Regions from separate parts of the Homo sapiens genome. Here regions 2 and 3 are each linked to region 1. A link is a loop called in an ENCODE intact Hi-C map of the cell type or tissue named here. Cell type or tissue: PC-3. All regions are shown on one strand. Links, peaks and the distances in the headings refer to the core of each region. The heading gives the core; the rest is flanking DNA. Region 1 has its middle 44 kb from the start of RGS2-AS1. Region 2 overlaps RGS2 (regulator of G protein signaling 2). Region 3 has its middle 24 kb from the start of RGS2-AS1.

Region 1 (8,302 bases), core at 1,712-5,711:
AGTGCTTCCTGGAATCACTTTCCAAATAATCCATGAACATATCCTTTCCTCAGGGTCTGCTTCTAGGGGAACCCATCCTAAAATAGAGGATAAAACTTCTGCTCTTTCCACTGAACAATTCTGCCTCCTTCATCCATTCTGTCTTGTGATGCAATTGATAAGAGGCTGCATGACGCAGTTCACATGAGGAACTCTGTAGGCACACAAACCCAGGGCTTCACCCTAGCTTCTGTACTTGTTAATCACCTGACCTTAGGCAACTGAAACTCTGAGTCTCAACATTCTCATTGGTAAAATAGGTCAACAATAGAGAAGTTCCTCTATTACACTTTCAACTGCTTCCACTTGATGCTGTTTCTAATACTAGATTTGTTTATGAGCACCTATGAAAGTTAATAAATCTAAGTAATAATAAAGAAGTAACTTGTGGCAAGATGTTAGTGATAGCTTGAATAAAGTCATTTTGTACTTTTGCATAAATGGACTTAGAACAGCCTCTAGGAACATGTCGTACTGGTGAGTCAGGGAGTTTCTGTGCCTACTGGGCAGAGATAGTGTGAGTATGGCACATATTTGTGTGAAGAATACAGCTTCATGTCTGACAAGAGGAGCTGAGTGAAAGAGAGTCTTTGTAGTTGCCTGTCTCACTCTAGATTTTACATTCCTAGATGGCAGAAACTGTTTTATTAATCTGAGATATTTCATTATAGCAACTGTGCAAAAATGAATAAGATAAATTTTACACTCCGCAATTCTTTTTATAACATATTTGCAGTATTCATAACATATGAAACAAACCAAGTAACCAGCAGCTCGCTGTACTGGAAGCTCACTTAACAAATACAATCTCATTCATTTCCACAGCTTCCTTACAGCAGATTTCCTTCTTTCATTTCTCTGTCCCATTATCACATCATTGGGCTTGCTTTAATTCATCTACTTTTTAAAATTTTTTAAATTTTATTATTATTATACTTCAAGTTTTAGGGTACATGTGCACAATGTGCAGGTTAGTTACATATGTATACATGTGCCATGCTGGTGTGCTGCACCCATTAACTCGTCATTTAGCATTAGGTATATCTCCTAATCTTGCCTCTTCTGAGAGCTTTCCTTCCCGGATTCTCAGCCTTTGGATCTCATCTTCTAACTATCAACTTAGTCTTCCTTGTCTCCTTAATGCACTGGGGTGGTTTCTGGAGTTGGAAAATTGTTTTTTTCACTTATATTACTGACTTCATCTAACTTCCAACTTCTATATATATAACAACTAATAACATATTCACAGCTACAAATAATTTTCTCTCAATAACAATTCAATAATATTACATAGTTACTGTCTCTTACTCACTTAGTATTTCCTGAACTCTTCTTCTCCGATAAATACAGATGGTTAAATCCCTTTTCTTATTCTTAAATTGTCTACTTTCACTATTTCTCTCCTTTCATCAGGTTAATTACCTACGTAAACCCAATGTTGTCTTACTCGGTGGGTTTTTATCTAGACCAGTGTTGCCCAATAGAAATTTCTAAGATGATGGAAATGTTCTATATCGGGCTGTGTAATAAGGTACTCACCAGCCACAAGTGGCTACTGAGCACTTGAAATGTGGCTTGTGTGACCACGTATTAATAATTGATAATACTTCATTCTCTATCCACTGGAAACTTACATTGAGGAGCAATATAGCTCTGTGGCTGGGAGGACAGGCTTTGGAGTGAGGTGGCTCTGGGTTGTTACACTGGATTTACTAGCAGAGTGACTTTGGTTTGAGCAAGTCAGTCCACCTCTATAGGTCCCCATTTCCTCAGTTAGAATATAGGCATAATAATAGTCCCTATCCCATAGGGTTGGTGTGACTATTAAATAAAATACCCAATGAAAAGTGCTTAACCTCGTGCTGGGTATGTAGTAATTATCAAATAAATGTTTTTGCTGATGTTATTATTTAAAAAATTATTTTCTAGAGCAAAATTACTTATATGCTCCCAAATGAATCTCCAAGGATAAAACTGCAGCAACAGTAGATAGTTTGGAGATAGATAGTTGTTGAATGAATGAATAAACAATGAATGAATGAATTACTATGACGAACAAATGTTCTGTTCTTTACATGCTCAGGGTCACTTGCTGAGTCAGAAGTAGAGGCAGCAGTAAGAACTCCGGCTATGGCCGGGTACGGTGGCTCACTCCTGTAATCCTAGCACTTTGGGAGGCTGAGGTGGGCGGATCACCTGAGGTCGGGAGTTCGAGACCAGCCTGAACCCATCAGGCTGAACATGGAGAAACCCCGTCTCTTCTAAAAATACAAAATTAGCCGGGTGTGGTGGCACATGCCTGTAATCCCAGCTACTTGGGAGGCCGAGGCAGGAGAATTGCTTGAACCTGGGAGGTGGAGGTTGCGGTGAGCCAAGGTCTCACCATTGCACTCCAGCCTGGGCAACAAGAGTGAAATTCTGTCTCAAAAAAAAAGAACTCCAGCTTTGACTAAATTTGTCTCTGTGCTCTCAGAAAGTTTGCTATATAAGATGAGCATAAAACTCTTACCCATGGCAAGTGTAATTGGGCAGGATGGGACTTTAAATTTCTACTTTATGTCCTGCCTTGTTTGAATTTCTTAGAAGCATGGATTATTTTTATAGTAAGAACAAGCAATTACTGTATATACAATTAATTATACTAATAAAATAGTCACAAAGTAGCATCAAGTACCTTGAATTAGTATTACAGTACCTTATGTGGGTAATGCCTGACTGAACAAGATTAGTAATATTTGGCAATTTTAATTAAAATGTTTGATAGGTTTTTGGGATTAATATTTTCTTTCTGGTCAGCAATGTAAAAAAAAGTAAGATTCACATGAAATTGACATAACAGACCCTCAATACACTCATACACACACATTCTTTTATAAAAATTTGATACAGGAAATTTTAGTCAGAACAGGTTAACATAGTTACCAAACTTCATAGTGATCAAAGCTTTGAGGTCATTATGTACTCATGTTTTTCTCAGAAAGAGACAAAGAGAGGAGAGAATAAAAAAAAAAAGAGACTGTCCTTCCTCAAAGCCAGTAGCTATTGCATAATATATTTTTTTCAATCCATGTGGAGTATAGTGTGAAAGAATTTTATTATTTGCTTTCAGAATTGTATTTGTACTTAGAAATGCTTTGCAATTAGTGGACTATGATATTTTAATAGTTGAATCAATTAAATAAACATGCTAATGTTCATATTTTCCACTTGTAGCTCCCAGATTTAATATAACAACAAAATAAGGAAGTTTATTATTTTATATTATATGCTTAAATTAAGAGAATCATTCATGATTGATTTGGATACATTTGTAAAACCTACATGATGTATCCCTGGTGAAGTCCTGTGAAACACAACCGCTGAACATTGCTAAACTGTACAAAACTTTTAAATAAAACATTCCTATCTCTAATATGTTTGCCAGAATAATGAATCACAGTAGGCTGCTGTCGGTAAGCTAGCAGCCAGTGACGTGTGTTCCTTTTGCTTTCCTTTAACTTTGAGCAAGTGGTTGCAGTTATTATCACCAAAACCAAACTATTGGGAGCGTTCTGATCTGTACGACAGTTTATGCCTCACATGACTGATCTTCTCAAAAAGGTTGTGATGGGCATGCATCGCTGACTCACTTACAATTTGTCAAAATCATGAACAAAACACACATACGCCCCCACTTCTGTTTCTTTAGACTTTTTTATAACCACACTTCATTTCCTTGGCATGTCAGTGTGGGGCTGATGGCAGGATTCAGTGAAAAGTTGGCAAATGTAATAAAGAGTATTCAAACTTTGGAGTAAGTCACTATCTCTACTTCTCAAACAGTTTTGCATTTGTACAATGAGGATATTTACACTTACAGAATAACTGAGCACTTACTGAAATACGTTAAGGCATTTTAAAATTGTTTTTTAATTTGTAAAATAGTACATATTCACCGTAGAAATTTTTAAGATACCAAAAAGCATAAAGAACAAAATAAAAGCAATGTATTATTCCACTACTTCGAGATTACCACTAACAATTTTTTTCTTTTTCTTAACACCAAAATATAAATATACAACTTTGTATCCTGCTTTTTTCACCTCATCTTATAGAAAGTTATTCATCCAAAGTCACTGAATAATAAAGCTTTATTTTTAAACTGTAAAATGCTACATAAATACAAGGTCCATGTGCCATTTGCTGTTCAATCTTCAGTTCTGAGTCTGAAAAAGACTAATGCGTTATCAAGGAGACTTGAAGTATCTATTGCTTATTCCTCAGTGCCCAAATTGACTATTTAGTTTGTTGAATTGAGATGGACTTTTTATTTTCATGTTAATATCAAATTGAAAAGTGCAAGACGTACTCACTATCAAGTAATGGTAGACCTGAACTAACACGGTAAAAACACATTCACAATTTAAGTAGAGAAGCATCTTTGAATTCTACTTTCAATTTCCTAAGCATTTCACCAAGTAGTATGGGAAGCATGGGTTTTTGTCAACAGCATCTCCATGAGTGAAGCTTTGCAAACAAATGAAATAACTTTTGTGAGCTATTAGCAAGACTAGGAAATTAGCAAATTAGTAAACAGGCCAAATTTAAGTTATAAAGTTTTTTGATTGAAATAAGACATTTGGGTAATTTGTAAATCAATAAGGACAGAGGAATAAAGTAGTTCCATACAAATTCATATATAGAATGCCAAGAAACTTCTTTATTTTCCAATATTATAAAAGAAGTAGAAGTGGTCTTAAGAAAGAGAAACCCTTTTAATTATGACTTGGTGATATAAACACTAACGAGACACGTGGCCCAGTGAAATCCCGATGTACCACAGCTGTCTGGCATCCCACTGCACACTGGCAATAGAACATTCCCTGTAGCCTATATTTAAACTTGGCACCTGCTGGGGAATCCCCTGGTGTGGTCCTGAAGTCAGTGGTGCAGCTGTTAATTTCCACAGTTTGCTTTAGTTACTAGGAGGCTGTTGCCAGATTAGGAAGACAGAGGGCCGTATGGATAAAAGACGTACCAGAGCCCTTGGAGTTGCTAGAACATTTCAGAGATCTAGTATGATAGGCCAGATGGACCAGGTTGTGTCACAATTTAGTTCTTGAATTTGGGGCAATAAGCATGGACATAGGGAAACAGCATGAAATGAAACATTCATTATTTATTCAAAGTCTATCAACTGAGTTCCCACTATGTGACAGAGACTTTCCATTTTCTGGAGATGTAGTAATGAACACGATAAATGATATGTTTGTTATCTTAAAGTATACAATAAAATAATCAGCTTTCTTAATGTTTGTTTTTGTATTAAATCTAGAAGATGCAAGTGAAAAATATGAACCTTAGCATGTTTAGTAGAAGAAAAAGACTGTAAATATACTACTGAAGAAACAAAACATGGAATATGATAAGTTAAATATAACAAAATTAAAACAAGACTATAAGTAATAGGGAGTAAATGGGTTGCTATTTTACACTGGGTGATCAGGAAGACCTTTCTAAGGAGATGGCATTTAAGGTGAGACCCAAATAACTCGAAGGATAGAGCCATGCAAAGATGGAGGAGTGAGAACAAGGGAAGATGCTGTCGGCAGGAGGAGCAGTTAGTGCCGAGGTTGAGGAACTGAACAGAAGTGTGGCTGCAGGGTCAGGAGAAGCAAGGGATGGTGTAAAATGAGCCCTAGGTGCCTGATTCTGAGAGCTTTATTAGCCAAAGTAAGGAGTTTGGGTTTATTCTAAATGGTATTGGATGCATTTAAATGGAGCCGTAATATGACAGGCCTCATTTGAATTCCAGCTCCACAGTTCATTTACTATGTGACTTGGGGTAAATTTAATTAATTTGTCCAATACTCAAGACAGTGTTAGCCAGACCTGGTACCACATTCCAGGGATTACACAGATGCATTAGATATAGTCTTTAAAATAGTTCACAGCCTAGTGGGAGACTTCATCTTTTTAAACCTCTTTCCTACTCTGGACAATTAAAATAATAACCTCCAAATTCTTTACAGTATTAGACATGATGCAGAACAAAAAAACTTCTTAATAAATGGTAGTTATGAAGTCTGTTATTATTATGCACTTCCAGTAGGTTATATAAAAGCTTTTAAAAGGAAGTAAAATATAAAAATGTGAGTATTTAATATTTCACATGAGTTTCTTACCACAAAAAGTAATAAAGTGATATCAGTTCTTTAGGAAATGTCTGAAATAAAACATGGAACTGGTCATATGAGGAAAGGTAGGGAATCTGTTTGCATGAGATTTGTATAATATTAGAAAATATATAACACATTTATACACACCACACACACACACACACATTTCCTAGGACTGCTGTGACAAAGTAAAACAAACTGGGTGGCTTAAAACAACAGAAATGTATCTTCTTGCAGTTCTGGAAGCTGGAAGCCCAAAATCGAGGTGTTGGAAGGGCCATGCTCTCTTTGAAAGCTGTGGTGGAGAATTTGTCCCATGCCCTTCTCTTAGATTCTATTATCACTGGCAATCCTTGGCATGCCTTGGCTTGCAGCTGCATGACTCCAATCTCTGTCTCCATTGCCAACTGGCATTCTTCTTCTATGTCTGTCTCTTCTCCTCTTCTTGTAAGGACACTAGTCATATTGGTTAAGGGCCCACTCTACTCCAATATTTTTTCCATAGTGAAAATGTCTTTCCAAATCTTTTGCCCATTTAAAAAAATTGGGTTGTTTGCTATTTTGTTTTAAGACTTCTTTATATATGTATTCTAGATACAAGTCCTTTATCAGACCCTGTACATGTTTTGCAAATATTTTCTCCCAATATGTGGCTTGTATTTTCATTCTCTTAGTAGTGTCTTTCAAAGAGTAGAACTTTTGAAGTCTAATCTTTGGTTTTGAAGTCTAATCTTCATTAATTTACTTTTATGGATTTAGCTTTTGGTGTCATATCTAAGAACTTTGTCTAACCCAAATATTTTCTCCTACATTTTCTTCTGGAAGTTTTAGTTATTTGTTTTGCATTTAGGTCTCTGATTCATTATGAGTTAATTTTTGTATAAAGCAGAAGGTTTGGCTTAAAGTTTATTTTTATTTTTTTGCACGTGAGTATCTCATTTGTTACAACACAATTTTTCGAAAAGACTATCTTTTTTCCATTGACTTGCATTTGCACCTTTTTGAAAATGTATTGACCATGTATGTGTGGATCTATTTCTGTTCCAAGAGTCCACATCCCCATATTTTTGCCAATGCCATAGTCTCTTCATTATTGTAGCTTTATAGTAAGTCTGGAAATCGAATAGTGTGGTACCTCCAGCTTTCTCCTCTTTTTAAAATAATTTTTTGGCTATTCTAAATATTTTGTCTTTCCAGCTTGTTGCTTTCTAGTTTTTTAAAAAAAGTCTTGTTAGGTTTTTGACAGAGATTGCATTGGATGTATAGATTCGTTTGAAAAGATCTGATTTTTAATCTTAAAAGTATAGAGTTTTCCAATTTATGAACACAATATGTATCTTCATTTATTTAGGTCTTTGCCGACTGTAAGACAAAGGAGGGGAAGGACGAGCATTTGCCTTAAGCTGTGTCTGTGTCTAAGTTGGGTACTATTGTAATAGAGGACACTACAAAGCAGAAACTTTGTGCCACTTTTTCAGTTAGCATATTATGTGATAGTCATTGCTCCTGAACATAGGGTTTTTTTTTTTTTGGCATTCTTTTAAACATTTTTGGATGGAGAATGTAGAATTGTAAAATTAAAGAAATAAGTTAACATGAAATCATTCTATACCATGTTTGACTATTTTTAAAAAATGATCACATCCACCTATTATCCCAGGTAGAGTTGACTATATTACTAACAGTAGCCCTGGGCTTGTGAATGGTTTACTTAGAAAATGAAATATGCTTTGGGAGGCCAAGGTGGGTGGATGACGAGGTCAGGAAATGGAGACCATCCTGGCCAACATGGTGAAACCCCGTCTCTACTAAAAATACAAAAATTAGCTGGGCGTGGTAGCACACACCTATAATCCCAGCTACTTGGGGGCTGAGGCAGGAGAATCACTTGAACCCACCAGGCGGAGGTTGCAGTGAGCCGAGATCACATCACTGCACTCCAGCCTGGTGACAGAGCTAGACTCCGTCTAAAAAAAAAAAAAAAAAAAGAAAGAAAGAAAATGAAATATGCTTACAATAATCCAGAATGAATTACCATTTCTGGTGTATCATTAGTGCTTTACTTTCCCTCAAACATTTTCATCCTGTAAATACCTTTGAATCTT
Region 2 (8,302 bases), core at 4,303-8,302, 92 kb after region 1:
ATGATTCCCAAGTTAGCTAGAAAGTTAATGGCATTATGACCAGCATCTCATTCTGTTGGCTTTTAATCTGGTACTCTTTGCATGCTACTTTGGAAATAGGAAGGCAATAAAACTTTTTGAATGGAAAACAATATATGGTAAAATTGGTGTTTATGAAAAATAGTCTTGCTCCATATGCAGGGTGAATTGGACAGAGGAAACTCTAATTCCAAGAGAACAGGGAAAAGACTATGAAGTAATAGTGGTATGATACAAAGAAGGCCTAGATAATGGTAGCAGAGTGGTAGGGGGAAAGAACAGATAATCATTGGAGGACAAATAGGCAGAACTAAACTAAGTTATACTGTTTCTAAAATGGAACTTTCTGTGAGAAAATACTTAACTCTTACTCCTAAGATATTTTTATTCAGTACCATCTTGAATATTTACTTTTTAGAATGCATTTTGAGTGAGGAAGTGGTTAACAGTTTGCCTTTGCACAAGTCAAAAAAGAAATGTGTATTATATTTTAAGTAGTTAGAACACAAAAATAATATGCCAACATGAGGTCTACCTTAGGTTTTTAAATCATATCAATCATAATTGAGGGCTTATCAAATCAAAGATATAGGACTGGGGACTGCCTTGCCTAAAACTTGTTTAGTATGAAATGTGTCTGACATGGATCTGCATGGGCTGCAAGTGTAAAATATGCACCAGAATTTGAAGACCAAATAAAATAATTAAACTATCTCTTTCATAATTTATCATATTGATTACATGTTGAAATGATAATATTATAAATATAATGGGTTACATAAAATATATTATTCAAATCAATTTCACCTATTTCTTTTAAATTATTTAAATTTCATTATAATATTTGACATTACATATGTGGCATATATATATATATATATATATATTTTTTTTTTTTTTGAGACAGTGTCTCACGCTGTCCTCCAGGCTGGAGTGCAGTGGCGCCATCTCAGCTCACTGCAACCTCCGCCTCCTGGGTTCAAGCCATTCTCCTGCCTCAACCTCCCAAGTAGCTGGAATCACAGGCGTGTGCCACCATGCCTGGCTAATTGTTTTGTATTTTTAGTAGAGATGAGGTTTCACCATGTTGGCCAGGCTGATCTCGACTTCCTGACCTCAGGTGATCCACCCACCTTGGCCTCCCAAAGTGCTGGGATTACAGGCATGAGCCACCCTACTGGACTGCATATAGTCTTATATTGTATTATTATAATATACATCATAACACATATATGATGATATATAAATGATATATAAATTATTAATCATAATATATGATGATATATAATATAATATATCATAATATTATAAAATATTACTTTATTTTTTATTGTATAGTACTACTTTACTGCTTTTGTGGTCAATATTCTTTCTGAGTTATTTTTTACATTCTATGGCTAACTAATCTCTCAAAGTTCAGAAGCACTTCATTAGTATTAACATTTTCAGTGGTAACTGGTTTTTCTGAAAATGTGTGATGACTACAATTATTTCTGAAATAGTTGCATTATTCGTTGCTCTTAAAATGTTAATCATATTACTAGAACTTTTATAGAGTGTTATAGGAGTTGTCAAACTCTGGCATCTGAAAAACAGAAGTAGAAGAAATTAGAAAGAAGTAGAACTTTAAGTCCTGACATTTATGTCACAATGCTCAGTGGCCACTTTTGCAAGAAAATTACCCTATGTGAGAATATGTTGGTTTGTGCCAAGTGGAGATTTAATACTGTAAGCTTCCCGGCAAGCAGGGAAAGATCTACTAAGTACCACCTGCTTTTCAAACAAAAGTTTTATATCTGGTCTTTGTCAGACTATACCACAGCTCATGTAAACCGCATACTTTTCTTAGTTCTTTCAACAGTGCAGTTTCAAACGCACTCGTAGATTACCTGTGGTTGCATTCTGAAGCTAAAGACTGGGAGAGTAATTTGGGTTGGAGGTGGTAATAGTCCTATAAGACTGGAAGTTGCAAACGCATTAAAAAAAAAATCAACTCCCTCTTCACTCCAAATAGACAGCAGGGAAATAGTTTCTTCTCACTCTTCCTTTTGGCCCACTTTTCTTTTTCATTATTTTGATTTTGGTGTGACGTCTGTACATGTCTAAGATATACACCAGCTTAATAAACACACAGAATCACTCCTAAAGGAAGCTTCCTTATAGGTCAGTGCACTTTTAAAACCATACAAATATCAGATTAATTTGGGATTTGAGAAAATCTAACATTAGGATCTCATCCAAGATCCACATAGTTCAGTTTTACTATAAATTTGCAAGGCAAAAACGTAGAGCCAAGATTAAAATATGTAGACTTCTGAAAAAACTGTTATTTTTTACAAGTCAGTTTAGCATATTTAAACGAAATCATTTATATCACTGCATGGATTTTTACTGAAGAGTTTGTGAGTCAATCAACCAACCAGTAAGTTAATAAGATCATCAATGAGCAACGAGTATCAATAATATGGAACTTTATTAGTTACTTTGAAAATGGAGTAAGTCGGAATGGTCCGGTTAGTGACCACTTAATTGGAGATACGACTGATGCACCCATGGAAATATTTTATGGAGGTGAAACTTTGAGCCTTAAAAAATGAGTATAACTTAAGGGAAGAGAGAGAGGGTTTTGGGCAAAGGGAAATTTTTGATTTAATAGTAGGAGAATAATATATCTCAGAGGCAATAAGAAAAACCAGTATCAAATGTCTCATGTCAACAGTGGGAAATAAGATTGGATGGGCCAAAATTTTACAAAAATGGTAGAAATTTTTTTGCCTTAGGCATAGGAATTTCCCTTGATTTGGGAGATACCAGGGAATTTATGTACTTTTCTGAGCATAAGAGTAGTGTGAGAAAGTTAGCGTTCAAATGGCATTCTAGGGAAGGGATGAGAAGCAGAATACAGGATCTGAGGCCTATTGAGATAGGTGAGAGGAGGATGACCACGGTGAATAAGCACTTGGCTGTAGTAAGGGAAGGGAAAGATGCCTGGGAAATCATGAAGAAAGATTTGATAAAGCTTAATAACTGTGATGATGATCTTATGAAAATCAACTTTTAAGAAAAATTAAGTGCAGCTTTTAGTTGCATTTTGAGGTTCTAGTCTTCTACTCTTATAGACATGTCTTGCCCAGAGAAGTCCTTCATAAGTATTTATCTATATATTTACTTTTAATATTTGTTAAAAAACGAATCAATGGACTAGTTTTCAAATATACATCCCCATTAAAAATATCTGCCTACAAAAATATCACAGCACAATGCAACAGGTAATCCTACTTTTCCCCTTTCCTTCGATTTAGACTGTTTCTCCACCTTGAATAATCTCTCCTTTATCTCTCTGAAATTCAACACATTTATTAAATACCAACAAAAATGCCACTTCACTGTGTTTCTTGATTTATTCCAGCTAAAGGTATCTGCACTTTTATTTTCATAATTAATCAGCAATCATAGCTCACACTCTGTTTTAATTTGGTATATTTATTTCATCAGCTACTTAATTGGTACTTCTTGGAGGATAGGGAATGTGTCTCATGGGTCTTTATATTTATTCCCTATGTAGTTTAGATCAGTGTTCTGCATGGAGTAGGTGATGTATAATTTACTATTAAGTTACACTGAATTATTTGGTGACACTGTCCTGGTTCAGACACATGGCTGGTTCTCATGTGAGCTATTATTGCAGCCTGCTAACTCATCGCCCTGTCTCCAATCGAGCCTTATATTGATACCCAAGTCATTTCCATAAATTTTACTTGAGATTGGTGTCACATTCCTGCAGAATAATATCCCAACCACTAGTATTTAAGGCTATCACCTGGTGATTCCTTTTTCTATCCTTTAGGCCACAGGAGAAGCTCTTTTGAGGTGTTATCATTACCTCAAGCAGCCCCAAGCTGCTCTTTAGCTAAGATGTCAGAAATTAGATAAAACACTTGTGCTTATTGCCATTGGCCAAAATGGCTTCCTAAAGTTGTCAAAAAGCATCAAAGTCAGACCCAGGGAACGTGTATACATGTTAACACTTACATTCAATAGTGGTGATGTTCTCTGTAAAGTCAGGTTAAGTCCTTTAGCTGCAATTTTGAGCTAACATAGGAAAACAAAGAAACAGTCTAGTGGCTGACACAGGCAGACACTTCCTAGTCTCTATACTGTCCAAATACACAATGCACTCCCTTGCATAACACCTCTCAAGACACAGAGAAATGCACAATCACTGTTTCCCTTCACTGTCCAACCCCACAAGGTGAGAATCACTACCATACATGATCAAATACTGTGGTTAAACAACAACACAACACAAACACATCTACTAAAGATCTGCTTCCTATGACATTTTGGGTGACCACTATAGGTAATTTTATTGAAACTCATTTATTGTCTCCCTGTGCTCACATGACAGATAACATATAAGTTTCTATTTTTTTTAGTAAGATCATATGAAATTAATATATTTTAAAATATCATTGGGCTGAAAATATATGAACAATGAAATATCAAAATGAGTGGACTGTGGATCCTAAGTGTGTGAACTCTGGGAAACTGGAACATTAAGTAATATTTATTTGTGGGTGAATGTGGTTTCTAATCTTAAATCTATTTCAGTTTGTTCCACACTACAGAACATTGGAAAATACTACCTGAATATAGTCTGTGCTTTTAGCAGCCCTGAAAATAAAAACTTCTGTTTTTTGTTAGTATAATCTGGCCTCTTCTTTTATTAAAGGTCAAAAGTTATAGAGACTTTGCCAACTAAGAGGTAGTTACTTATTTTTGCCAAAGAAAAAAGTTCTACAGATATTTTCAGACATTTGAGCCAGTGGGGTTTAAAAAAAGTCTTGTCCTTAATTGCTTGTGCATTGGTAGATCCTTGTTTCATCAAAATTTGTTTGCAAGATCTTTTAATACTCATCCATTCATTCAACAACTATTTATGCAGCTCCCATTGTACAGCAGGCACTATGCTAGGTGTTGGGATTCAGTGGTGAGCGGAAAAAGGCCAAGGGTCCTCAAATTGTGGTTCCTACAATTTGGTGGAGGAAGATATAGAATTATTAAATAATCAGACAAATTAATGAGAACTTACAACTCCATTAAGTGCTCTAAATTAGAGAACCTGGTGCTATAAGACCATCTAAAAGGGGATCTGACCGAGGTAAGGAGGTCAGGGAAGCTTCCCTAAGGAAGTGGCAATTGCATTGATATGTGCATGAGTAAGAGCTAAAACTGAATTCCATGCAGAGGAACTATTAGGTGCTAAGGTCCTGTGAGGCCAGTGGGCATGGCACCTGCTAGGAAAGTAGGACAGTGTGGCTTAGCAGAAAGAGCTGGGAGAAATGTGGTAGAGTCAAGGTTGGAACAAAAGGAGGGGTCAAGCCATGCAGGTGTTAGGCCATATTAGAGATACTGTCTTTATCCTAATTGTTTGCAAAACCTGTCAAGGTGTTTATAAGCAACTGGAGACAAGATCAGATTTGTCTTGAAGGGATCCCTAGAGTTAAAAGGCAGGAACACATTGGTGTGGGAGAGGGGGAAGAGTGGGTGAGAGGAGATGAGACTATTGCAGTAATCTAGGCATCAGATGGTGGTGTCTTTGATCAGAGTGGTAACAGAGAGTAGGCTGTAGAGAGGTTTGAAGTAAAATAAATGACTTGGTGACAAATAGGATGATATATGGCATGACTCCTGAGTTCCTCTGTTGGTCAAAATCTTTCCAAATTAAGGATTATGCTAGACCTGACACATTTATTCTCCAAAGAAATATTTGTTTCAATGACTCTTTGGATTCATTTATTCAATCAATATTTATGGAGCACCTATTATGTATTATTCTGGCTGCTGTGATACAGTAGACAAGGCAGTCTCTCTAATAGAGCTTGTGTCTGTTGGTGCCAGAAACTCTGGCTAAGGTGAAAATTAGTGCAATCACAATGGAAACAGTAAACTACTGGAGGTCAATTTTTCTTCTGGCAAATCAGAAAAAAAATGTTCTTAGTGCTTTATGATTTCTAAAGTCCCTTACTACTTTATAAAACCAGAAAGGCAGGAAGGTCTAAAATGAAGAGTCAGAGAAGACAATGGGGACACCCAAGGTCACAAAGCTATGAGAAATGATTACTTTGCGTCAGTTCTTCCAACTCTAAAATCAGGGTTCCTCCTCCTTTTTTATTAAGACCATAATCAAGGACATTGAAAAAAACAGCCTGCTGAGGAAGGGGTGCTTTTTAATTAGCCAGTTTGAAAACAGATTCAAGGGCTTCCTCTCTCAAGTGGAAAAAAGCACATTTCTGGATTTAAGTCTAAGAAACGAAAGCGCACTTCTTTTGACTTTATCATTACCTAAAGTAACAGATTCTTTGTTGGCCAAATGAAGGCATGAAAATCAGGAAAATTCTGAGATTTTCTATTGATACATTATGGAAGGGAACAATTTCAGGTATGTATCTTGGAAGCCCATGCTGGTACTTGTGGGGGAGCTTGGAACCAATGGAAAGTAAATAAAGACAGGCATACATTGACCTTATTTGGCTTCTTTCTTCATTTGAGAAGCTTAATTATGTGAATAATTTTTGTGCTTGTCTCCATTACATTTACTTCTCATATTTAGCTGGTACTTAGATACAGAATCCTTTAGATCAGTGTTTCATTAACAAGCTTGATTTTTTTTTAAGATTAGAAAGCATAAATGCAGTGGTTCTAAGGATGTGACTTCCTTAGGTCTGCATAATGCTTATAGGTTTTAAAAAAAGAATTATCTGTCTGCAACTATCATTTCTCAGTTCTGAAGACTGTCAATTCTCACTGGGCAGGCACAAAAACTGAAATGTCTTTTACTATAAAGATGTTTTCCCTTTATCTGCCACATTTCCAGTTATCAAAAATAAAATCACATCTAGACTCCAAGTGTTCAATATTATTTATCAAAATAAATTTATTAAAAGTATTCAAAGACCACTTCAAAGTGTAGCTGCCTTCAAGACAGATTTTTGGCACTCATAACGGACACTGCAGTTTTCAACACCATAGCACTCATTCTATTTCACACATCATTTTTAACAATGCAAACACGGACCATTTCAGTTTTAGCATTACATGAGACAACAGTACTGATGATCTGTGGTCATAAGAACTTCAATACCGTTGCACATAGTAAACACTTCACTGTTACTGAATCCTAAACTAAAACTACTATGTGGTAACATGGATCGATTTAGGGAAAGATGTACAACCAGCTACCTAAGGCCACATAATCCCAGATCTATTGATTTTAAATGCTTTTGGACCAACAGTATTACATTGTCTCTTTCATCATCTTACATTCCTGCTTTTCAGAGTGAGACACCACGTTCAGACCACCTATTCCCTTCTTGCGTTCTGTACACAGTGAGGGAAGCTGTTCTGATACCAGCTTCTCCTAGTCAGTTACTGGCTTCCTGATTCACTACCCAACTTTGAATCAATAGTTCTGAGTGATGTTTCCTGAACACCCAGGCTGAATTCAAGGTCAGTCTTTATGGCAGGTCACAGTCCTTCCCCTCAGGAAAAAGAATGAAATGTCCTCCATTTCTGGGCTCCCTTTTACATTTCATGTAGCATGAGGCTCTGTGGTGATTTGTGGCTTTTTACACAAGTCCTGGTAGAATTCTGACTCCAAGAAACGAGGATAAGAGTTGTTCTCCATCAAGCTGTATACCCTTTTCTGGGCAGTTGTAAAGCAGCCACTTGTAGCTTCTTGTATATTCTGGGCAATCAGAGTTTTGGTTTGAAAATCTATGTTTATCTGAAATAAAACAAAAAAGTTGTTTATTTGGTATTCAGAGTTAAAGATTAAAATTTAGTATTTGAAAACAAAAAATAAAAATTATGTGTGATTAGCTTTACTAGCTAAGTCACAGGAGAACTTTAACATAACTGAAAGCTACAACGTGGAGGGACTTTTTACCCCTCCTAGCCCGCTTTGTCCTTGATTACTTTGTTTCACTTTTGTGCTAAAGATGTCCAGATTGTGCTGAAATTAGGAACTTGTTTCCTTACCTCTTTTGGAGCTTCCTTTTCTATGAAGTCAGTATATATTTTCCTTGCTTTTGAGGACAGCTTTTGGGGTGATTTGGTTTTTTTGAAGTCTTCACAGGCCAGCCAGAATTCAATATTTTCTTCACAGAATTCCGACTTTAAAAAAGCCCTGAATGCAGCAAGACCATCTGAAGGGGGGAGAAAAGAGAGCATGCAGAATGTGAAGAACTGAGAGACCAAATGATTCCTTATGTTTCTCCTATCC
Region 3 (8,302 bases), core at 1,570-5,569, 68 kb before region 1:
AGTTTCCGAAAGTTATGTAGGTAAATGTTAAGCTAAGTTTATTTTATTATTTCTTAAATATTTTTGGATTTTATATTATCTCAGAGGAGTCAATAACTTCCATTTGCTACTGCAGAAGATAAAACACTACCTCCTGTCTCAACACAACATAATTGAATGATCCTTTTTGTGTAACACAAATGTTTAGAAACTTTGGCAATTATATCACTTTATTCATTTTCATCTGTGTTTGGCATCATATAGGTGCAACTGAAGCTAGCTCTTCTGTTTTCTGATGGGAGGTTGAAAGATTTCATAAGAATTGTGTAGTGGGAACGTTGAGCGTGTATGTCCCAGGCATTGTATAAATATTTTATATGTTTTATCTCATTGTATTCCTTACAACAGTATATGAGGTCAGTACTGTAATTCTCATTTTACGCATGTGGAAATGAAGCTAATTGGAAGCTAAATGAAGATAATCAGTGGATTATCCAAGTCACACAGCAAGAAAGTGGCAAAATCAGAATTTTACCCAGGCCAATCTATCTTCGAAACTCCTACTGTTTTTAGTTCTTGTTTAAGATCAATGAATTGTCTGTATGTAATATGTGACTTTCTGAAACTCCACAATCCTATATGCATGAGGATTAGGGCAGTGAGTGTAATCGGTGAGTAGACAGGTCACACTGGCTTTGTCCACGGAAGGCTTTTGTACCAAGGAAGAGGCTCTGGAAATGGACAAAGAATCCTAATGATCAAATAAGCCTCAATGGAATAAACTAAAAAATGAAGTATCAGGCCAGCACCAAGTATTTGGTTTTTGTAGTGTTTTTTTTTTAAGTATAAATACACTTAGAATTTTCAAAACTTTAGGAAAATAGTCAATGATGTCAAGATGTATTCTTGGACTGGGGGATATTTTTCTGGCCACGGAATCACTACCATGGATTCAAATAAAGGTAGATTTTCCTGTTAGAAGAGTAATATTTGTCCAGTAGAAAAAGTTTAAAATTGTAGAAAATATAAAATATGTTTTTCAATTGTCCCAGTTCCTAAAGACTACTGTTCATATTTTGGTTATTTCATAAATTTTAAAATTAAAGAATTATTTAGAGATTAACTGGACTAATTTTTAAGATGAGAGAACTGAGGGTTGAGAATCCTTAAGTGTCTTACCAAGGGATACTAATGATTAAAAAGAGGTATCACTTTGATCACGATGAGGCACTTTTGTTGCAATTACTCCCTCTAAACGACTCAAGTCATTTGTTTCATCTGTAGACTTCACATGTAAATGATTAACTATCCCTGAGAATAACATTTGAAATGGCTTGCTTCACACTACATGAATTCATATTTTAAAAATTCTTAGGTTTAATTAGTGCCATGACTCATAACAAAGGAACTACATTAAGCAAAGCCTAATGTAAGTCTTCTTTCCTTATGCAACTATGAGTGATTGGAATAAGTGGATTTGGTTAAGCAAGATCAGGTTTTGGGGTGGAAGTAAGCTTATCAAAGAATAGAAGGTGATTGCCTTGGTACTGTGGGCAATGTGGTTCACTTAGTCCTGGGTGCTGCAGCAGACACTTCCATCAATGCCCAAGGATCTTTTGGACTGGAATCTGAGCAGATGGTGCCTGAGAGCTCAGCTCTCTTGTTTCCCCTTCCCTGATCAACTTCTCCTTCTTCCATCTTTCTCAACTCTCTTTTCTTGGAACCTCCGTAAGTTAGAATACAGAAATAACTGCTGCAGTGTTGTCAGGTTGAAACACGTTCCCCATTGATTGGTGGTCTCTTGCACTGGACACAGTTGTATAGCTTCTTTTTGCCTGTGGACCCAATATCAGCTGCATCCTCCTAATCTCACTTTTGAGTTTATTTTGGAAACAAAGATTGGAAGAAGATTTTGCTCTTTGTTTTCATTTCCATTATTTAGCTGATATTTTTCACTCATTTTTTTTTACTCATAATTGATTCCTTATCTAAGGATTAAAAAGTAATTTCCTCAGCTCTACTCATAGTCTTGTATCATTGTAATGGTTTTACTACTGATTTTTTTTAAAGGCAGAGATAGATGAATAAAAATAAGGATTTTTACAAACTGTGCAACCATGGGTAAATTACTTGACGTTGAGTCAAGAGGGATCAATGTTCTCACCTGAATCACAGGAGTAGTAATAGCACCTGACTCACTGGGTTGTTGTGGGGATGGAATGAAGGGCATTATGTAAAGCAATTAGCACCTTGCTAGAAGTAGTAAGTGCTCAATAGAAGGTAGCTATTATTATAATTGCTTTATATTAGATTCCGTTTCAGTAGGTCAGGGGTGGAGGCTGAGAACCAGTACCTTGGGTGATCCTGAAGCAACCCATTTCTGCTCTAGGCATTATTCCCTATCTTTTTTAATATTAATAAAGTAAAAAAGATTCATAGACTCAAATATGATAGTGGTTATGCTTTTCACATCCAGTGATTAGGAAACACATAATGGCAAAGTTGCCCTGAATGTATTAATGCTTTGAAATAAATTTGTATCTTTTAGTTCAGCATAATAGTTATGTTTGAAAATAGTAGTAGGTATATGTCACGGATATTGTATATTTAGCCCAAAGACAATGCCCATTTGGTATTTAAAATCTATTTTCATAATGTATGGAGAGATTCCTTTTGGACCTTGTGCCTGCCAGGTCAGAAGTCAGACTACTTCATTCCCAAAGAATTCTGTGGAACATGACAGATCCTTTGCAAAAAAAAAAAAAAATATTTGGTATAAAGTTAATAGATATTTACCCAAGAGAAATGAAAACATATGTCAAAAGAGAAACTGGTGCTTGAATGTTTACAGCAGCTTTATTCATAAGGGCCCCAAATTTGAAAGAACACAAATGTCCATTAACTGGTGAATAGATAAACAAATTGTGCTACAAGCATTTAATGGACACTACTCAGTAATAAAAAGAAATAAATTATTGAGACAATACAGATAAATCTCAAAGACATTTACTAGGTAAAAGAAGTAAACACAAGCCATAAAAAGGAATGAAATAATGTCTTTTGCAGCAACTTCGATGAAGCATGAGGCCATTATCCTAAGTGAAGTAACACAGGAGTGGAAAAACCAAAAACTGTATGTTCTCACTTATGAGTGGGAAATAAGCTATGAGTATGCAAAGGCATAGAGTGACATAATGGACTTTGAGGATTCAGAAGGGGGAGAGTGATGGGGGTAGGAATAAAAAAGCTACACATTAGGTACAATGTACACTACTCAGGTGGCAGGTGCACTAAAACCTCACAATTCACCGCTATATAATTCATCCATGTAAAAAAAAACCATGTGTACCCCAAAAGCTACTGAAATAAAAATTAAAAAAGGAAGTAAACACAAAATCTTACATACTATATAATTCCATTTATATAACATGCTGGAAAAAAAAACAATAGAGAAATAATCAGATCAGTGGTTTTCAGGGGCTGGGGTTGGGTAAGGGGATTCACTACACAGAAGCCCGAGGAAAACATTTGGAGTGATCAAACTATTATATTTGTTTATGGTGATGGTTACATGACTGTACCCATTTCTTAAACCTCATTGCACTGTACAATTAAAGACGTGAGTTTTACTGTATGTAAATTATATCTCAGTAAACCTGACTAAAAAAACTAAACTAAAAAATCCAACTAAAGCAAATGAAAAAAATTCTGAGTGCCTATATCCCTATGTAAAAATATATTTTATTTGTAAAATATGAAATGTATATAAATATATAAAATACATAGATTTAAAACCTATATTAAATATTGCATATTTAATATATTTATATAATATAATTATGTAAATTATATAAATATAATTTAATATATGTTAAATATATAAAAATACATATTTTATATATAAACTATGTAATATATATTAAATATATCTATGTTTTTTAGCTAGATTTCTTCATTCTGTGATTTCAATATTAATCTATATTGATACATATAGATCAAATTCATTCATTTTTAATTGCTATATGGTATTATATTGCATTTATATGCTATTAATATATAATATATAGTATTTAAGTTACCACAGTTTATTTATAGACATATATTTGGACTGTACCTAAATTTTCCTAATACAAGACCATAGTGAACAGCCAAATTTGTATCTTTTTGTGCATATATGCAAGCATTTCTCTAAGGTTATAAACCTAAAAGTAAATTCTTGAGCCAAAAGTATGTGAATCTTCAACTTTAGTATTGACAATTTACTGTTCAAATTTGTTGACCCATAGCATTTTCCTTCTTCTTTTCTTTTCTTTTTTTTTGGAGACGAAGTCTCACTTACTCTGTTGCCCAGGCTGGAGTGCTGTGGTGTGATCTTGGCTCACTGCAACCTCCGCCTCCTGGTTTCAGGCTATTCTCCTGCTTCAGCCTCCCTGGTAGCTGGGATTACAGGCATGCCAGGCTAATTTTTGTATTTTTAGTAGAGACAGGGTTTCATCATGTTGGCCAGTCTGGTCTTGAACTCCTGACCTCATGTAATCCGACCCCTTCAGCCTTCCAAAGTGCTGGGATTAGAGGGGTGAGCCACCATGCACTGCCAACCCATAGTATTTTCTATTTTGGGCGTTTTCTCTTCAAATTTTTTCCATTTCTTTTCTTTTTATACTGTTTGCTTAAGTCATTGGTTCTCAGCCCAAAGGATTTTAAATTATATAATGTCTAGGTCCCACTCCTGTGATTCTGACTTAGTTGATCAAAAATCTAGTGCACAGCTGGGTTTGAGAACCACTGCATTGGTTCATCTTATCCAAACCCATGGCCTTCAATACCATGAATACACCATGGGTCTCAAACATGGACATCTTGCTCAGATTGCTCTTCTGAACTTCAGTCTCCTATATCCATACTCTCTGATGTCAAATTCAACATGTCCAAAGCTGAATTCTTTAACCACATCCCCTCCCACTCCCCCAGGAATCCTCTGCTTCTCTCCTAATGTTCACAAACTCAGTAGAGCAACTATACCCTTGCTGGCTCAGGACAGAAAATCCTGGAGTCATCTTTACTCCTTTATTTCTTTTACTTCCCACAACCACTCCAATGGCAAATTCTGTGGGCTACGTTTTGGAAATATATCCAGGATTACACCAAATTTTTTTTATCACCTCCACTGCCTACTCTTATTGAAGTCATGGAATTTGATTTATTAATATGCTATTAATAGATAATATGTGACATTTAGTATATCACAATTTATTTAGCTACTTCCTCATAGACAGATAGCTGGGTTGTTTCTAAATTTTCCTTGTTACAATACTAGAATGAACAGCTAAGTTCATACCTTTTTGTACATATATGCAAGTATTTTTCTAGGGTCTATCTACCTGGATATTGCAATATATACCACTTTGGTCTCCTTTTAGCAACCTTTGCCCCTCTGTTATGATTTATTTCCTACAGAGCAGCTGGAGGGAACCTTTACAAATCTGTATTAAATAATATCCATCCTCTGCTCAAAGTCCTGCAAGATCTTTCAGATAAGATTGGGCACGTTCAGGGTGGTATGGCTGTAAATCCTGCTAGACCTTTCAGTCAAGTTTGGGTAAAAGCCAATGCCTTTACCATTGGCTACAAAGCCTTTTATGACCGTAAGACCCTGCTATTCCTGTCTCTTTCTCTCCTCCCATTCTTCATTTTGCTTACTTTTCTCCAGACACATTGGCTTCAGTGTCCTTCATATGCTTCAAGCACGCCCCTACCTCGGGACCTCTGTATTTGTTTCCATTACCTAGAAGCCCAATCCTTCATCAGCATGGCTGGCTTCCTCGTGTTTTTTTATCTTTACATAAATATTGTATTCTACAGCATCCTTTCTGAACCATTCTGTAAAAAAAATAGTGCCCCACCATCATTCTCTATTTTTATCTCCTTTATTCTTCCTTAGAACATTTATCACACATGAGCTATTATCTAATTATTTGTTTATTGTCTGCCTCTGTCTGCCTGGAATATATGTTACATGGGAACAAAATATGTGTGTTTAGATCATTGCTATATCCCAGCTCTTTAAAGCTCAGTATATTGTATGTATATATGTATGTAGGTATGTATTTTTCATAAACATTTATTATATATTTATTATGTATACATGTAATCCTCATATTAACTCATTTTGTGCTCACAATAGCTCTTGAAAGTATAATACTATTATCTTGATTTACAGATGAGAAAATGGAGGGTCAAAAAGGCTAAGTGACTTGACCAAGGTCAAAGAGCCAACTGAAAGAGGAGCCAGGATTTGAAATGCAGTTTGTGCTCTTGACCATTACATGGTACTGCTTCTCATTGTAGGTGCTCAAAAAACATTTGTTGAATGAATAAAACAATGATGGAGGAAGGATTTAAATGACAATGAAAAAAGGCATAGTTTATTAGATGTCTTTAAAGTCAAAGTCCTCATTTAAAGCCATGACTTTTTATTACACAAGTAAACAGTCATGTGCTAATTTGCATGACTTCACTGAAAAGATTAGGATGCAATTTATTACCATTAATAAATTTATTGCCGTGTTTTAATATTCAGACAAGTTGTGAAACTTATAGAGAACACTCCCAAGTCTTTTCCTTTCTAAGTAATAAACGAAGTTAGCATTTAGGATCTTCCAAGAGTATTGAAAAATGAGAAATTCCAAGTAGAATCTGAAATAACAGAAATAGTGGCAGCAGGACCTATTTTAGTGGCCCAGGTGGTTGTGTTTTAGTCCCAACCTTCAACATTTGAAAAAAGCACTCATTCCAGGATAAAAATAAGAAGCGTACATTACACATAACAGGGTCTGTTTTTCACCTTGATTCAGGGGAACAGACTGCTCTAAGAAATTCTTCTGGGAACTACACAATTCAGTTCTATTTTATAAACTTACGAAATAATTTATTTCTTAAAAGTGTGGTAACTTGAGGTTATAAAAGAAAAACAAGGCCCTGTGAATCTAGAGTGAGTCAGGAAACCTTTTATTCTGATTGAAACAGAGTTATTTGTATCTGTGCAAAAGCAATTTTTGTTCTAGTTAATTTGCCTTCTGTTCCTCTTTTTTCATTGTGGAAATAAGATAAGGCATAGAATGGAGCATGGGTTTTGTTCATGAGAACTGTGAGTTCAAATTCTGTCATTTACACACTGAGTGATGCCAAGCAACTTGCTCTCCCTTACTAGGTCTCAATTTCTTTAAAATAGTGATGATGTTGCCTACCCTGTAGGGTTACTGTGAAGATTATAGTCTCTGTCTAAATGATAAATATAAAATCTTAACAAATGTTTGTTCTTATGTCTCATTTTCCTATTAAATGGATCTAATAACGTTAGTTTTGTTGTGTGTCTTGGCCATGGGAAGCAATGCTATGTCATTTTGTCCATCTTTCCATTCATTTTCATATCACTATATATGCCACAGAAATGATTAGGTTAGGCCGAAAGTAACAAAATATGGACAGTAGTGGCTTAAAAAGGAAAAATGATTCCAGAGGTAAGTTGGTCAGGGCAGGTATGCTGGTTCCATGGAATCAAAGGCTGAAGTTTGTTCTGTCTCGTTGTTCTGCCAAACATGGCTTCAATTCCCAGGGTCACTTCCTGGGGCGTTCTACCTGCATTGTTGGAGCTCTGCTTACAAAAACCATAGTCCAGGAAGGAGGAAAGGGAGTGAAGATTAAAAGAAGGAGTCCTCTCCCTTTTAAGGCAGTTTCCTGGAAATGCCACACAACATGGTTACTTAGATGTAATATTTAGGAAACTGGTCAGTATGCTTAATAAAAAGAGCTCAAAATACAGTGCCACCTAGGTAGGACTTTGCTCCATGAAGCAATCCAAAGAGCTAAGCTAGTAAGGTGGTTCTAGCAACATGGTGGTTACAAGGTTGCTGCTGCTTTTGCCACTTGCCACTTTCAGTCAATAAAAAGGAAAGGAAGGAATAGGAACAAAGCAAAATTTTTAGGAGGCTGATCTATCTATATAATCTTATAATTAGCAATAATATATGTAGTCATATTGTTAGCAATCTTTGCTCCACATATCAGTGGCCAGAATTTAGTCATTCAACTTCTCCTGACTGCAGTGGAGGCTAGGAAACGTTTTCTTTTGGTTGGGTGACAAAGTAACTAAACAATTGGAGTACTTTGGGGACAGTGAATATTGAGAGGAAACTGGCAATCTCTTTCACATTATGTGGTTAAACAGCTGGATACTAACACTTTCTTTACCAGGATCTCAAATAGTTAAGGGCTGGGTTTTTCAAACTGTGAATCACTCTAATCAGTTATTTATATCCAAGGT

What was found. Hi-C counts contacts between places; a loop is a spot of excess contacts. Peaks named below come from ENCODE experiments on the same cell type or tissue, not always from the same donor. Only the 100,000 strongest peaks of a DNase experiment are listed, where the experiment ranks them.
Region 2: a loop joins it to region 1, with 5 times the contacts of the local background. A loop is called at or near these places in 16 of 110 quality-filtered maps.
Region 3: it touches region 1 in a loop (5-fold over the local background); 4 of 110 quality-filtered maps call a loop at or near these places.

The regions. Positions count from the first base shown.
Region 1 is chr1:192,899,971-192,908,272 of GRCh38, reverse strand. No RefSeq gene overlaps it. Among named protein-coding and RNA genes, the nearest start is that of RGS2-AS1, 44 kb to the left of the region's middle. In PC-3, for the core only: no CTCF peak of the experiment used is centred there; a DNase peak (open chromatin) is centred at 3,582; H3K4me3 peaks cover 603 bases; H3K27ac peaks cover 2,134 bases.
Region 2 is chr1:192,810,904-192,819,205 of GRCh38, reverse strand. It overlaps RGS2 (regulator of G protein signaling 2), which reads right to left. Exons shown (of 5, transcript NM_002923.4): 4 at 8,059-8,225; 5 at 6,931-7,804. The coding sequence ends at 7,610. Among named protein-coding and RNA genes, the nearest start is that of RGS2, 6.0 kb to the right of the region's middle. In PC-3, for the core only: no CTCF peak of the experiment used is centred there; no DNase peak of the experiment used is centred there; H3K4me3 peaks cover 1,299 bases; H3K27ac peaks cover 2,442 bases.
Region 3 is chr1:192,968,046-192,976,347 of GRCh38, reverse strand. No RefSeq gene overlaps it. Among named protein-coding and RNA genes, the nearest start is that of RGS2-AS1, 24 kb to the right of the region's middle. In PC-3, for the core only: no CTCF peak of the experiment used is centred there; no DNase peak of the experiment used is centred there.